Linked DNA regions of Homo sapiens: region 2 is linked to region 1. A link is a contact called in ENCODE Hi-C or POLR2A ChIA-PET data. All regions are on one chromosome and are shown on one strand. The core of a region is the stretch at or near the end of the contact, and the rest is flanking DNA. Distances in the headings are between cores, read along the strand shown.

Region 1 (2,700 bases), core at 79-2,578:
TTTGTGGTTTTAAAACTTGATTTTCACTTTTACATCGCTCCTTTCTCCCAACTTCTGTTACATCGCTTCTGTTTCTCCCTGACCAGATGAGGGAGATAATATCAAGCACATCATGCCAGCTAGTTGACTGGAATTTAATTAAGAGTTATCCACAGCCTGGCTCCCCTGCCCTTCCCCATGGGCACTGTGACCTCCAAGAGAGGAGGCTCAGAGCTTTTATGCTGCTGAGCAGGACACATTTCCCACCACCACTGCCTCGCCAGGAAGAATCTAGTTTCAGCCAGTAAAATCACTTTCGGTCCAAAATCACTTTCTTATTCCAAAAGATTAATGAACCAGCCTTGGCTGTACACGTGTTAGCTCACTGGCCCGGCGTGAGCCCACAGTTCAGGTCCCCTCTGCCACCTCCTCCTGTCACTCCACGGAGCCTCCATTCAGTCCCTCAGCCTCCAGCCTTTTGGGATTTAGTGTTCTAATTACAATCAGAAATATGCTGTGTGTGTGTGTGTGTGTGTGTGTGTGGTTTGTGTGCGTGCGCGCGTGCGTGTGTGTGTGTACGTGCACACACACGTACATTCAGCATAGTAGAGCCCTCCTGGAGAAAAACAATGATTAAGAATGGGATGCATCATCCCTTTGACTTGTAGGTAAGACTTAATGGTAAAGATCCTCTCCTCCAAAGAAAAGCGCCTACCACTGTCTGCGGGTTCTGCACAGGGGCACAGCAAACCTTTCTCTGTGCTTACCCCAATCAGAATGCCACAGTCATGTCTCTACTTTCTAAACGTGGATCAGGGGAACGCTGTTTTAAATCTTGGCTTTGCATCTCCTCCCTGGTTAGCAAGTTCCCAAGCCACATCTTCAGAGCTGGCGGTGCCCGGGAGTACACGCAAACATTTTAACACCAAATCTGCGCCAAGCGCCACTAGAAAGCAACGTGCTTCCCGACCCAACCTCAGCAAAGGAAAACGGAGCATCCTTTCTTGAGAATCTACTATTTGGTACTACACCTTCCCTGCTCCCCGCAGCAATGATTTTACTTTATCATTGAAGAGCCTTCAGCCCAGGGGCGGCTGAGCGCTCAGGAGTGTTAGGAAAGAAGCAGGCGGAAACTTTACCGTTCACTGGGGCCGGGCTGGAAGGCTGTTCCTTTAAGATCACCAGCAGGAGCACGGCCGCCGCGTGCAGGCTGCGCCGGGGCATCTTCGCGGGCTCCTGCGGGGCGGGCGCGGGCTGTGCCGGGGGCTCCCGGTGGCCGCTCGCTCTCCAGCTGCACACCGGGACCGCGTGCGCGCAGCCTGGGTGCCGTGGCGAGTACGTCCGCCCTTCGCTCTCCTGGCTTCCCCGGGCAGCTTTTATGGAGCAACTCAACGCCAAACACTTGATGTCATCGTGCGGGGAGGGGGTGGGGGAGGAGAACGCCCTGCCCACCGGAGGGCTGGCGCCCCAGATCCTAGGTGAGTTGTAGCCTTGACTTCAGCAGCACTCTGCGGGTCCCCGGCGCTCCTCTGGGCCAGGGCTGACCCAGGAACACAGTTCTCCGAGGAGCTGCTGGCAGGCGTGGGTGAGATCCGCCTGTCTCACATCCAGAAGGGTGCGTCTAGGGATTCCTTCAGTGGCATGCCCTTGGTCTGTCACTGGTCCTGTAACAGCCCAACGAGTTCACCTTGCCCGCTGCTTAGACAGAGCCCATTTATCAAGACAGGGGAGTTGCAATGGAGAAAGTAATTCACGCAGAGCTTGCCGTGCCGGAGACCGGAGGTTTTCGTTCCTTTGTTTGTTTGTTTGAGACGGAGTCTCGCTCTGTTGCCCAGGCCGGAGTGCAATAGCGTGATCTCGGCTCACTGCAACCTCCGCCTCCCGGGTTCAAGCGATTCTCCTGCCTCAGCCTCCCGAGTAGCTGGGATTACAGGCACATGCCACCATGCCCAGATAATTTTTGTATTTTTAGTAGAGGCGGGGTTTCGCCAGTTTAAGGCTGGCCTTAAACTCCCGACCTCAGATAATTCACCTGCCTTGGCTTCCCAAAGTGCTGGGATTACAGGCGCCCACCACCACACCCGGCTAATTTTTCTAATTTTAGTAGAGACGGGGTTTCACCATGTTGGCCAGGCTGGTCTGGAACTCCTGACCTCAAATGATCCACCTACCTTGGCCTCCTAAAGTACTGGGATTCCAGTACTCAAATCAGTCTCCCCAAGCATTCCGGGAGTTGTTTGTTTGTTTGTTTGTTCAGACGGAGTCTCCCTCTGTCGCCCAGGCTGAAATGCAGTGGCATGGTCTTGGCTCACTGCAACCTCTGCCTCACGGGTTCAAGCGATTCTCCTGCCTCAGCCTCCTGGGTAGCTGGGATTACAGGCACGCGCCGCCACACCCAGCTAATTTTTGTATTTTTAGTAGAGACGGGGTTTCACCATGTTGGCCAGGCTGGTCTTGATCTCTTGATCTCGTGATCCACCTAAAGTGCTGGGATTACAGGCGTTGAACCACTGCACCCTGCCTCTGGGAGTTTTTAAAGATAATTTGGCAGATAGGGGCTTGGGACTTGGGGAGTGCTGATTGGTCAGGTTGCAGATGGGATCACAGGGGGGTTGAAGTAACGTTTTCTTGCAGTCTTCTGTTCCTGGGTGGGATCGCAGAACTGGTTGAGCCAGATCACACACGGTCTGAGTGGTGTCAGCTGATCCATCCAGTGCAGGG
Region 2 (2,700 bases), core at 195-2,694, 220 kb after region 1:
ACCACCTTGAAGGTAACAATTCCTCCCACTTGACAAATGAGGAAGTGACGCCCAGCAAGGTTCAGACATCTGTCCTGGGTCTGACAGCAAATAAGTCACCAGCCAGTCACCTGAGCTGCCGGAGCCAGTTTCTTCATGTACAAAACTGGGGGTGCAGAGGTTGACGGGGTGACTAATGAGGGCACACAAACCTGAAGGAGGCCCGGGCTCGGTGTGACACCTGGCTGCACCCAACATATTTAAGTTCCTTACTTCCCTCCCCTGGCACAAAGGAGCCGAGCTGGCACAGCCAGGGGCAGTCACGGAGCTGCGGGGGAGGCTGGCAGGGAAAGGGAAACGCTTCCCCAGCCCAGACTCTAGCTCCCTCTGGCTGCGGGGAGCCAAGGCCCCGGCCCATTAGTCGGTCCTTCTGGACTGGAAGCAGGCTGGTCCCGTTTGTTTCCAGGGAAAGCGGGTTAGGACTGCCTGTGGAAGGCCCCGTTGCAGGCTCCTCACAACCCCAGTGGTAGACATTATTCCCCCCACGCAGAGGAAATGAAGGCTCCGTGAGTGACTGACACGGCGATAAACCAAGTCTAACTTGGCTCAAGATCTTTTCTTTGCTGGGAGGGGCTGGTGAGGCTGCAGCAGAGGGTCCCCCAAGCTTTCTGGCCAAGCGACCTGGGTGGGTGTCCGTGACTGTACCTGCTCAGGGCTTGCCTCTAGCTGCCTCCGAACCCTACCCTTTTCCAGGCTGGTGGCCCAGGGGATGCAGGAACAGCTCTAGTCTACTAAGCTGAACCCGGACTCAATGCTAACGCGTGCCCCCACCGCCTTGAGGGTTGGGATGGGCCTGTCACTAGGCCACCTCCAAGGAAACAAATCCCTCTTCCCACTCACGTCCCGCCGGGACATTCAGGGGCCTCAGCTTGAAGCTAGACTGGAGCAATCGCCAAGCACCGCTCCCCTGCAAGGCAGCACATCCAGAGCGAAACAAAGAGTCAAGGGTTGTGGCTCCTGGAACCGGCATTCCCTCTGTCCACAGCCGCCCCAGGACTCTGCTGGGCCGGGGTCGGGGCTTCCCACTAGGGGCTCCCAAGGCTACGAGCCAAGAACCCACGCAGATGAAGGTACGGTGGGGTGCAGGGGCAGAAAGAGGAGGGAAAATGGGCCGGCCAGAAAGCCGACTTGGAACCCTGCAGTGTCATCGCAGCCAAGTGTCTTCACCTCGCAGGGCCCGAGTCCTCCTCGGTAAATGAGTCCACTCGGTCCCATGGGGCGGTTGGGTAGCTTTAACAAGCCAGTGAGCCCCGGGTCACCGCACTCTCCTCACAGGTGCCCCAACCTGGCGTCCGTCACGCTCTCGGGCTGCGGCCACGTTACCGACGACTGCCTGGCGCGCCTGCTGCGCTGCTGCCCACGCCTGCGCGCACTGCGCCTGGAGAACTGCGCGCGCGTCACCAACCGCACGTTGGCTGCCGTGGCGGCGGACGGGCGCGCGCTGCAGACATTGCACGTGGACTTCTGCCGCAACGTGAGCGCGGCCGGCCTGCGCCGCCTGCGCGCCGCGTGCCCGCGCCTGGCCCTGCGGGCAGAGCACAGCGCCGCCATGCTGCCCGACCAGCCCCCGCGCCCGCGCGCGCCCGCCGCGGCCCTCGGCAAGCTGCTGCAGCGCTAGACGCCGCCCCGCCGCTGCCCCCGGGGAAGGAGCGCAGCCCCAGACCGTCCTGGCTTCGAACCCAGCTCTTCCACCTTCAGACCACCACCGCATATTCTGAGCCTCATTTTCCCCGTCTGCACAGTGGGGATAAGAAAGCCTACCTCACGTTACGATTTTATACATAGGATAAACGCAAGATTAAATGGATATTTGGAAAACACTCGGCTGGTTCTCACTCAACACCACCGCCTTTCCCCTCTTGCTTCCGCCCCAGGCTTTCTGCTGTGCGCTCCCCACGGAGGCGGGAGGCGCCTGCACCGTCCTCGGGGACTCCGATCGCCGTTGGACCGAAATCACCTCGGTGGGGAGGACCTGACCACTCGGAGTTCGCCGACTTGCGCTCGGGGGTGACGGGGGCCAGGGCTGCCGCGCGCAGGGGTCTGGGGAGCCTCCGGGCGGAGCGACCCAGCGAGACCCCGCCGGCTCCCGGAGTGTCCTGGGGACCGCCACCTCCAGGAGCCCCGGTGGTGATCTCGGTGAAGCAGGAGGAGGGGAAGCAGGGGCGCACGGGCAGAAGGAGCCACCGAGCCGCTCCTCCTTGCGGTTTTGCCCGCACGCGCGTCTGCCCGCCCACCTTTCCTGGGGCGGATGCGTTCCCGCAGTGACCGCACTCGCGATTGTAGAAAATTCGCTCCCAATTGTTGAATGCTTACATAAACTGCATAGTTACCCATATTTTCTACTGTTCTCATAAGGGAAAAAGAAATGATTTGGAAGAAAAAAAAAGCCTCAAACTAAACAAAAACAAAACCAGCAGCCCTGGCTAAGCTTTTGATAATGGAACCATTATAAGCTGACAAGCTAGATTTTTCACCTGTTGGATTTGCTGGACATGAGCACAAGCCTAGGCTTCCAATTTGAATTTCAGGGCTGTAGTCACTGATGTGTCACATTTAGTGAAGGCTCTCGGCCCCCCGGCAGCCGCCTGGTCCTGGGTCACTGGGGAGAATTCTGGGTGGGTGGAAGAGGCGAGGAGCACTGTGATGGGCGCTGTTCACACT

What was found. A loop is a pair of places that touch in the nucleus more often than their neighbours do. ChIA-PET counts read pairs that join two places held with the same protein, here RNA polymerase II (POLR2A). Pooled maps may share reads with other maps.
Region 2: a pooled map shows a loop between it and region 1 (2.0-fold over the local background). The contact joins the promoter of USP3-AS1 here to the promoter of CA12 in region 1. A Hi-C loop is called at or near these places in 1 of 50 pooled maps. POLR2A ChIA-PET finds 5 or more read pairs at or near these places in 2 of 52 experiments (A673 and SK-N-SH).

Annotation. Positions count from the first base shown.
Region 1 is chr15:63,380,518-63,383,217 of GRCh38, forward strand. It overlaps CA12 (carbonic anhydrase 12), which reads right to left and starts at 1,329. Exons shown (of 11, transcript NM_001218.5): 1 at 1,119-1,329. The coding sequence starts at 1,203. RefSeq lists enhancers at 1,013-1,533, 1,534-2,053.
Region 2 is chr15:63,599,383-63,602,082 of GRCh38, forward strand. USP3-AS1 (USP3 antisense RNA 1) reads right to left here and starts at 1,445. Exons shown (of 3, transcript NR_034080.1): 1 at 1,207-1,445. It overlaps FBXL22 (F-box and leucine rich repeat protein 22), which reads left to right. Exons shown (of 2, transcript NM_001367807.1): 2 at 1,315-1,859. The coding sequence ends at 1,657. RefSeq lists enhancers at 562-1,279, 1,542-2,359 and silencers at 1,347-1,636, 2,057-2,186.